2 separate regions of the Homo sapiens genome follow, and region 1 is linked to region 2. The links are chromatin loops, found by intact Hi-C in ENCODE. Cell type or tissue: Caco-2. All regions are shown on one strand. Links, peaks and the distances in the headings refer to the core of each region. The heading gives the core; the rest is flanking DNA.

What was found. A loop is a pair of places that touch in the nucleus more often than their neighbours do. Peaks named below come from ENCODE experiments on the same cell type or tissue, not always from the same donor. Only the 100,000 strongest peaks of a DNase experiment are listed, where the experiment ranks them.
Region 1: it touches region 2 in a loop (15-fold over the local background); 2 of 110 quality-filtered maps call a loop at or near these places.

Annotation. Positions count from the first base shown.
Region 1 is chr11:96,094,095-96,099,481 of GRCh38, reverse strand. All of the region lies in intron 1 of MAML2 (mastermind like transcriptional coactivator 2), which reads left to right. Among named protein-coding and RNA genes, the nearest start is that of MTMR2, 170 kb to the right of the region's middle. RefSeq lists a silencer at 3,403-3,697. In Caco-2, for the core only: no CTCF peak of the experiment used is centred there; DNase peaks (open chromatin) are centred at 461, 1,391, 2,909 and 3,261.
Region 2 is chr11:96,423,583-96,428,969 of GRCh38, reverse strand. No RefSeq gene overlaps it. Among named protein-coding and RNA genes, the nearest start is that of JRKL, 36 kb to the right of the region's middle. RefSeq lists a silencer at 1,145-1,357. In Caco-2, for the core only: a CTCF peak has its summit at 2,013; no DNase peak of the experiment used is centred there; H3K27me3 peaks cover 118 bases.

The DNA.
Region 1 (5,387 bases), core at 308-5,307, 330 kb after region 2:
ATAAAATAATATCTAGTAATACAAGGAAGCTCAGATCTTGGTAGGGCCAAATAAGAAGTGAAGATTCTTTCTGTGTTTAGTAAAAAGCCTGACAAACCTATTTTGTGCTAGGACTGGAAAGGCAGAAAGGAATTACTCTCACCTCCAAGTACTTGAGGAGCTAGAATTTACTATTCCTGGATCCTAAACATTTTTACTTCAAGAATCAAATCAAGAGTCATATATTAGCTTTCGGATTGGTCTCTTTCTAATGTTATCTATCCCCAGTCCTATCTCTAATCAGCCATGAGTAAAATAGCCCGAGGAAAGTTTGCAGATGATGGAACCAAGATATTCCCTTGAGTATGTAGGCAGTGGCAGATTTGGTTCTTGTGTTTATGCCTGGTTGAGAAAGACAGAAGTCTACCTGGGGTGAAAAAAAGTGACCTATGGACTGAATTGTTACCTTTGTGTGGCACATTCCCTGTTTCTAGGGCAGCACCGGAGACAAAGAATGCATTTATTTTGTGGAAAGGGATGGGGGCAGGGGAAGAAACAGAAACCAGAGGATTGTGCAATAATGGCATTTTCAAATCCCTCCAGAAAGTTTATGTTTCAAGTCTTTTGGAAAAGTGAAGCATAGCTACTTAAAAAGAAGCAGTTTACTGAGGACCCCAGCCCCAGTTCTGCTGTGCAGGATTTTCCTTGTTCCTAGGCGTTCTCATACCTTCAACCCCAGCTGTTGGGGCAGGCAGGCTACTGTGTCTGGAACCCTGCCCCGGACAGGCCTATGCCTTTCCCCAGCAGAGACCGCAGGCCTCAAATAGCATCTAGGTGTCCAAATGGAAGAATGAGAACAAGGACGGGAGTGAAAAGAAACAGTTTGCTGGATCTCAGCAAAAGAAAGTACAGTGATTTCTGTGTCATCTGCAAACCAGACTGGACTTCCCTTGTTGAAAATCATTCCCAAAACAAGCCCCTTCCTCGGATGGCCAGTGAAAGGGTGATATTAAATGCACAGTCTCATGAATTAAACGTAATTGTGGGGCACAGATTTATCATGCAAAATAAAAAATGCTTCTCACCCACCTAGGTAGTGGGAAAAGTGCAAAGATTGAGTGTAGTGCTGATTGGAAGCCTTTACATCCTGCTGCTGGCTTAATCATCTGCATATTTTCCCTCATGCCAGGGATGATTTGATAGGATATGGTTCAGAACTCTCTCTGGTGCTTAGTAAATCTTTTTGACTGACCGAATGACCTTTGTCTCTTTCCTCTCCTATATTGGAGCCTCAGGAGTGATGGCCTGAACTTTCACCATCAACCTCCCACCAGTGATGTCATCATTCTCTCCTTGCCATCCAACCCCCTGTGTCCCGAATGCCTTTACCTCTGCCCTGTGCTCACAAGGCATCTTCATTCTATTGGACTTTTGTCTTGGCTGTCTGGGCTATCTGTGTCCAGCACACTGTCAGCATTTGGCAAGGTAGAGGCCGAAAGGGAAGACAGCAGTATGGCTAGTGGTTCAGAATTAGGACTTTGGAACGAGACATGTCTGGGCTGGCATCCTGCCTCCATATCTTTACTGTGTAATCTTAATGTCAGGAACCTCAATTTTTTCACTTATGAAATGGGTATATAAGAGCACAAGCCTCAGAGAGCCATGAGATTAAACAAGGACTTACACCACAGAGTGCCTGCCTAGAATAAGCCTTCAGTATACAATAGTTAAGAGGTGAGAGGCTTTCATAGAACATAGGTACCCTTGCCTTTGAAGCCCCTTATTCCTTAAAAAATATTAAAAATTATATTTTATGACCGTGTTGGCAAAAAGATAAATTAATATATTTTGAAACAGTTCTTTAACCTAAAATCTTATTTTTTTCCTTCTGTTCTATAACTGTTGTGAGCCCTGGGCACTGTGTGTCCCATGCCTAATTGGTAGGTCAGCCCTTGGGTGAAAGATTTGTTTTGGAGATCCTTCCCTTTACCTTTCCAGTATCATTAACTGTTTTCTGGAAGATTCAGGCCCTGCAGCCCCTCAGGATATTACTACCCTAATACTTCTCCTTTCTCCCTTCTCTTTTCTTCCAGCCACCCAAAAGGTCCACAGTGTGGAGCTCCCAACTCCCATAGTCCTGCCCCCATCCTTCTCTATTTAAACCCTTGCCTTTATTCTCTACCATTCCCCTGGTTAGGTCTTGTTCCCTTAGAGCTTTATTCTTGTTCTGGTAAGTTGGCTTTGAATTTTCTCATAAGCTATTTGTCCTTGAGGTATTATTGACTGTTTTCCTCCTCTGTTGCTTCTGGAGTATTTGCATCTTGAGAGACTCTATACCATAATTCAAACCATGTATCTAATGAAAGAATTTTAGTCCAGCAAAGGAGATATTTCAAAGCAAAAAGTGATCCTTGAGAATCATTTAGATTGTATGGTGCTGGTGCCAGTAGCTTGGTGCCTACTGCATGTAGGCATTCACAGTGGGCCTCGGTGATATAACTAGATTAAAAACTTCTAGAAGGCAGGGCACAGCCTATCCCCAAAATTCTCTTGGTAAAGTATCATGCCCAGTGAAGTTTTGATGGGTGTCTTTTATCCTAATGGAATCACACATGACTTCTTCTGTCCCCCATCTTAAGGAATCCCTCCAGCTGTGCTTGGTGGTGACCTTACACCACCACACATAGTGCCTGGAACACAAACTTCCCTCCTTTAGTGCTTGTTATTTTCTGGCTTTGGGCAGGATAATGATCTCAGAGATAATCCCATTTATAAAGGAGAAGAAAACTGTGGCCCAGAAAAGTTGAGTATTTTCCCTAAAGTAACAAAACAAATTAATGGAAGAATCGGGACGAGATCCCTGGCTTCCTGAAGACACAGGTGTAGGTACCATTTACCTCTGTCAGGGCCTAGGGTGTCACTTACTACAGAGCACAGGCTGTGCAGTGGGAATGTGTGGTTTGATTCCTGACTTCATTGCTTACTCTGTCTGTCCTTTGAAAAGATACTCAACCTCTAAACCTGTTTTCTCATCTGCAAAAGCGGGGAGGGGAAGAAATAATATCAACTTTATATAGAGTTGTGAAGATTCTGAGAGTTGTGAGAGTTAAATAAGATTATCCACATAAAGTGCTTAGTACGATGTCTCACATGCAGACCTTCAATAAATGACTCATTATTATACAATTATCACTAATTCTATTACTGTCTCTACACTCCTCATAGCCTAAAGAAAGTGTGAGTGCTGTTTCCCAGAGCGCATACTGCACTGCCCAGGGAGTGGCCAGAGCAGTGAGAGAATCTGGCTGAACAGGTTTTTTCAAAGCAGTGGAAAATAAATCAAAGGTGATAACCCAAATTCGGAAAAAGAATGTACTCCTTTGTTTGTTCTTTCCTAGTTGTGAAAGAACCTTCAAAATGCAATTTATGCTGAAATAAATCAGAAGCAACATGGCTGACTCTCTCTGGTCTGTGTTCTTCCTGACCCCATGAGGATAGACAGTGGTAACTCTGAGTTTCTGCTGGATGTGGTGATAGCTGACCATGTTCTGTGATGATGTCTACACCAGTGAGTGGACAAGATTAGGAGTCAGCAAATCATGCAGAGACAGCAGAGATGTGGGGAGAGGGGAAGCTTCACACCCAGGTACAAAGCATGCCTAGCCCCTTGCTGCAAATTGTTCATCACTAAATGTGAAGTCTCAGGCAACTTGGTTAGAACTCTTTGTTGAAAGTAACAGATGCCCAATTTGTATTAGCTTAAGCAATAGGGAAATTCATTATAAAGATTCCATAATGTATCAAAGAAAACAAGCAGAGCTGACCTGGGATTGGAAACAAGCCCCCGAATGGTATTAAAACGTGTCTCTCCTCTGCTTCATTTTTCTCTCTTTCTACAGATTTGCTTCCTCTATGGCTCTAGTTAACACAATGGAACAACAGCTCACAAGTTCTGTAGATACAGCCACCTAAAGAGAGCCTGGTCTCACTTTCTCCAAATCCAAAATTCCCATGGAAGGGAGTAATTGCCCTGTCTTGGGTCAGGTTCCTTTCTCTGATTACCAATCAGCAATGATATAAGGTTATAATCTGTTGTACCAACATGACACATTCACCATAACTATTTACCACCTGTGAGTGAGAAAAACTACAAATAAGGGATGATTGAAACAAATATTGATGAGCCAGATGACAAAAAGCAGATTTTTCCCACTCAGCTCTATACTGCATCCTGGCCATTCCCATATTCCTCATCATTTTACCTGAAATCTAGGATGTCTCTGTAGTTACTGCCCCTGGCCCCTTTATACTAGGTTGATCCTAGCCCTGAACAAACTAATTAGAGCATGTTAGAGTGTAAATGACATATGCTTTAGAACCACACAAACTTTGAGTTAAAGCCCACTTGCTAGCTGTGTGACCCTGGGCAAGTTACTTAGTCTCTCTGAGTATTGCTTTCCTTATTTATAAATTAAGGGTAATAATACCTTTCTAATGGGATTGTTGTGCAGATTAAGGGAAATAAAGTAACCATATTCAAGTGTTTGATATGTAATATATACTCAGTTATGTTAATTTCCTTTTCTTGATTAGTCTACCTAGAAATCTTCAGGCAGGTGAGAGAGCAGCCATAAGTGAGAAGAGAAGATAGGAGAAGTGATAGAATTTTCTATCTAGGAAATGTTTTCTTGCCTCGTGTATTTTACAGTTATGCTGAGAAAACATTGAATAATTTCAGTGGGTCTGCAGCACTGGGAAAGCCACACTTTGGTAGATATGGTCTCTCACTTCAGAGACAAATCAACAAGGATATGAGGACGAATGATGAATGCTTTATGTTTCTTTTTTAATGTATTAGTGTGCTTATATGGCCCTTAAGACTTTCTCTGTAAATTTTAAGGCTCATAAAGTATAATCTGATTGCTAGTTTGTGAATGAAGTACTTTAACAGTCACAAAAAAACTTAAACATGTTGCTGTTTAGACAAGCTCCCCTTTCAGCATGTAGTAAGCCATACTTTTTCTACAAATTGTTGTTTATTGAGTTGTTACTGTAACAGGCACTTTCTAAACTTTTATATGCATTATCTCATCCCTTCCTGTGAGTTAAGTGCTATTGTCCCCATTTTCTAGATGAGAAAATTGAGGCTCAGGTAAGTTGCTGAGGTCACATAGCACCCAGTGACAGAATTGGCACTTGAGCTCAGTTTTGTCTGCTTCCAGAGCCTAAGCAATTAACACTTTCGTTTTGGTAACGAGATTTAGTTACAGGAAACAGAAGAAATGAATTCCCAGGAAAATCAGTGCTTAAAGTATCTCATATGAGGAATGATCATCTCATGACTTTTGTGTGTCCACATAAGGTTGCTACATAGGCTTGGATGCAAAGCAGTGGAATTATAGGAAGAA
Region 2 (5,387 bases), core at 102-5,101:
AAGACTTGAACCTTTTCATGAGAGTTATTCCTAAATATTTTCTAACTAAATTTTAAAAAGAGTTAAGATCTTGGTAATCCTGTCCTAATTTCTAAATATGGTCTATGTGCTTCAGCTATAGTCTCCTACACAGTGGTTCTTAAGAACTCTAAACCCTGAGATGAGGGGGAAAATCAATTGTACATCAAAATAGTAAATACTTGGTAATGAAGCAGTGTTACAGATTTTTATTCCGTCATTTCTAAATTTTCTTTATCTTTATATTTAAAAATAAGTTTAACATGTGAATGAGAGACCTATCACTTAAGACCCAAAACTCCCACACTTTCCATTTATGTCAATATATTATACATAGGTGTAGGCACCAAAAATTTTTGTGGTTAGTCACCCAAACTAGATTATAAAGGCTTTAATATTTCCCTGCACCTTTTATTCGTTATTCTTCATGGCTCCTAGTACAATATCATGAAAATAGTAAATGCCCAGTTGATGCCTCCTCAAGGAGTTATCAAGTGAATTGAGTGACTAAAGCAGAAGATGGAAAGAACTACAAAATTTGATGTGGCACATCAAAATAACTTGCGCACTGTTTTGTTTTTAAATTATAATTCTTGTAGGCATGTCTATGTCTTCAACTAGACTATAAGTATGTTGTCACTAGGAGCTGTATCTCATATTCCCTTTATGTATTCTCATATTCCCATCAGAACAACTTAGGGACAAATCATGGATTGATTAAAAATAAAACTTCATATGCTAAAGAACCAAAACCACATAAAAATGTCAAAGAAGACAAAATAGAGAATACATCTGCATCCTAAACAAGCATTTTTAGAGCCATTACCCACATTTTAAATAGGCCAAAGTGTCTCAGTCTGAGGAAAAGGATTATAGCAAAGCAAGCATTGTTTTTGGTGGTGGCAGTAGTCTTCACTTTTTGTTATATTAGAAAGTGCAAGACAATAGTCAGGCGTGGTGGCTCACGCCTGTAATCCCAGCACTTTGGGAGGCCTAGGCAGGTGGATCATTTGAGGTCAGGAGTTCGAGACCAGCCTGACCAATATGGTGAAACCCCATCTCTACTAAAAATACAAAAAGTTAGCTGAGCGTGGTGGTGGGCACCTGTAATCCTAGCTACTTGGGAAGCTGAGGCAGGAGAATCGCTTGAACCCAGGAGGCAGAGGTTGCAGTGAGCCGAGATTGTGCCACTGCCCTCCAGTCTGGGCAACAGAGCGAACTCCGTCTCAAAAAAAAAAAAAAAGAAAAGAAAAGAAAAGAGAAGAAAAAGAAAAAGAAAAAGAAAGAAAAAAAAAGTGCAAGAAAGTAACAAGAATGTTTGTCATTTTTTAAAAATGAAACCTCGGCCGGGCGCGGTGGCTCACGCCTGTAATCCCAACACTTTCGGAGGCCGAGGTGGGCAGATCACGAGGTCAGGAGATCGAGACCATCCTGGCTAACACAGTGAAACCCCATCTCTACTAAAAATACAAAAAATTAGCCGGGCGTGGCGGCAGGCGCTTCCCAGCTACTCGGGAGGCTGAGGCAGGAGAATGACCTGAACCCAGGAGGTGGAGCTTGCAGTGAGTCCAGATCGCGCCACTGCACTCCAGCCTGGGCGACAGAGCGAGACTCAGTCTCAAAAATAATAATAATAAAATAAAATAAAAAATGAAACCTCTAGACAATATATTGTAGAACAGATAGATACAAATGCGGGTCATCTCTTTGTTTTTGCTGAGTCTGATAACATTAAGGTGAACACTGAACAGCCATCTGCTAAGTAATTAAACCTGCCGCTTATTAATGTAACTCTTGTATTAGTTCAGCATTGATGAACAATTTAATGGGTTGAGAAATTGCAGATTCAATTTCCTGTGTCACTACTCTCTCGTGTTCCCATAATCAAGTTAGATATGTTTTTACCCAAAACTATGTTAAATCAAAATAGTGTTAAAAAGAAGAGTCAATATTCTGATATACCACAAGATGGGGATGTTACTCCATCTTAAATGTCCCCATTGCCCTGCTCCCGCATCCCAACCCCTGTTTTGTTTCAAGATATTTAAAACTCTCCTGAAGACTAAATTTGGGTTTTCTTTCTCAAAAATTAAGATTTCAGATCATCTATGTTTCCAAATGAAGTTAGAATCAAACCATCTATAAAACAAAATGGAAACAGGGATATCCACTTTAAAATGTGTCAGGGATACACGCTTTAAAATGAGTGTATCTTTGTTTTTCTGCAGATTATATGCATTTGAATTTTGAACGGAGCTTCATGGTGGGCGTGTGTGTGTGTGTGCGTGTGTGTGTGTGTTTTATTCCGCAGGTGCTTGTTATCCTGTCTCTTCATCCACATGAAAGCCTCCTACATAGTAATTTTGTGAGTCCCTGTAATTGTCTCTCCCTTTTAGCTGTGCTAGTTCACATTTGCAACTCCAGTATGAAGTGAGTATGTGTGTTTGCGTTTCTTTGTCTTGTGAACATGTGACTGTGTCATCCTTTGTTTCTATTCTTCCTTATCTCTTCTGTTTTTCCATTTAAAAAAATCTTAATACAGCAAAGGTATCTGGTAGTCTATAATGATGCTAAAAAATTTCTTTCCTTTCACCCACTATGTCTCTCCATAATAGTCACTAAAGGTCTGATTTTTAAAATTAGTTGTTATTATCAAATTGAATTAGGAAATGAGAATATTTTATATGTTTTATATGCTCCCTGGTGTGTCTTGCATGTATGTGTGTATGTTTATTGATTTTTTTATTCCTCTGGGTGCTTTGTATTTAATATAAGAGGGGTTCCTTATTCAATTGTTTTACATACTCCCTGGACACTGACTTAAAAGAAAATCTCCTTTTGATCCATTACGTCAGTCAGAAATCGCTGTTTCCAGGGGAATTTAAATTGGTTTTCTCAGCAATTTATTATTTTATAAGAAGCTTGGCTACCCTACTAATCAAAATTTTATATTCTTATTTAACATGGGATTAAATTGCCTAATTCTACTATCAAATTCATAAAATATTTTCTTTTAAAAAAGTAACTATGTTCTTTCACTCCTATTCAACATTACACTGAAAATCCTAGCTGATAAAACAGGACAAGATAAAGAAATAAAAGGCATAAGATTGAGTAGAATAAATAAAACTGTCTTTGCCCATGGATGACATGAATGTTTAGGTAGAAAATTCCAAAGAATCAACACACAAAAAAACTACAGGAACTAATAAGTGATTATAGAAGGTTTCAGGATACAAGGTTAATATACAAAAGTCAATTACTTTCCTATACCAGCAATGAACAACTGAAATTTGAATCTAGAAACGCAACAACATTTACATTAACACTGAAGAGTGAGAGAAGAAATACTTAGGCATAAACCTAACAAAATATATACAAATCTGTAATAGCAAAACTACAAAACTCTGATGAAAGAAGATTTAAATAAATGGAGTTATTCCATGCTCATGGATAGGAAGACTCAATATTTTCAAGATATCAGTTCTTCCCAGCTTGATCTAAAGTGTCAAGAAAATCTCAACCAAAATCCCAGCAAGTTATTTTGAGAATTGATTATTAAGAGATTCTAAAGTTTACATGAAAAGGCAATAGAGCCAGATTAGTTAGTGCAATGCTGAAGTGGAAGAATGAAGTCAGAGAACTGACACCACATGACTTGGAGATTTACTATAAAGCTATAATGATCAGAACAATGTGGTGGTGGAAAAAGAATAAACAGATAGATCAATGAATAGAGAGCTCAGAAATAGACCCACACAAGTATACTCAACTGATCTTTGACAAAGGAACAAAGGCAATTCAATTGAGAAAGAAGAATATTTTCAACAAATGATGCTGGAACAATGGAACATCTACATGCAAAAAAAAAAAAAGAAGCTAGACACAGACTTTACACCCTTCATAAAAATTAACTCAAATGGTTTCATAAGCTTAATTGTAAAATTAAAGCAATACAACCTCTAGAAAAAAAAAAAAAACAACAACATTGTAGAAAATCTAAGTCACCCTGGGTTTGGTGATGACTTTTTAGATAAAATACCAAACGTATGACTCATGAAAGAAAAAAGTAGTAAGTTGGACTTCATTAAAATTAAAAGCTTCTGTCGGGTGTAGTGGCTCATGCCTGTAATCTCAGCACTTTGGGAAGCCAAGGCAGGCAGATCACTTGAGGTCAGGAGCTCAAGACCAGCCTGACCAATATGGTGAAACACCATCTGTACTAAAAATATAAAAATTAGCCAGGCATGGTGCCACATGCCTGTAGTCCCAGCTACTCAGGACTCTGAGACACAAGAATCACTTGAACCCAGGAGGTGGAGGCTGAAGTGATCAAAGATGGCACCACTGCACTCCAGCCTGGGTGACAGAGCTAGACTCTGTCTCAATAAATAAATAAATAAATAAGTACTTTTACTCTGCAAAAGACACTGTTAATAAAAGGAAACAAGAAGACACAGACTGGGAGAAAATATTTGCAAAACACATATCTAATAAAGGACTGTTATCCAAAATATAACAATAACTCTTAAAACCAGAGACTCAAGGGGGAGAAAGAAAGGGACGTAGGGAATGATGAAGAGATGGTGTGAAAAGGATTTTTAAGCAAGTGAAACCATTGTGTATGATACTCTAATGATAGATGCATGACATTATGTATTTGTCAAAATTCATAAAACTATACAATACAAAGAGTGAATCCTCATGTAAATCATGACCCTTAGTTAATAATAATGTAACAATATTGATTAATTATAACACATATGCCACACCGAGATGTTAATAATTAGGTAAATTGTGGGGAGGAATATGGAAGAGGGGGTATATGAGAACTCTCTGTATGATCTGTATAATTTTTCTATAAACCCAAAAGTGCTCTAAAAGTAAGGGCTATTAATTTTTAAAAAAGGAATGTCACATTTTATACTACCTTTTAATGGCTATTAGTCAAAGTAGCCTTATTAAATTAATTGAAACTCTATTAGAATACTGCTAGTTTCAAAGAAAATTCAGAATAAGGTCCATCCATCTAGATAGTTTAGTCATCCAAGGTAATTTACTACATTTTAAAAGTTTTTATCACAAGACATTTGCATTACCTACTGGATCCAAGATTCTATGATTGGATGGGAAAACTCTAGTAAACATCTCCCTAATATTAAAGATGCAGTTATGGCCATAAATTCCATAAGAATTATGTCTTATGTTAACATAGTCCATCCCACCTAGTCTTAGGCATATATCTTTTAAATGTTTATCAAGTAAATGACTGCATAAATGAATAAATTTCTTTTGTTTTTTTTTTAGACAGAGTTTTGCTCTTGTTACCCAGGCTGGAGTGCAATGGCGTGATCTCGGCTTACTGCCAC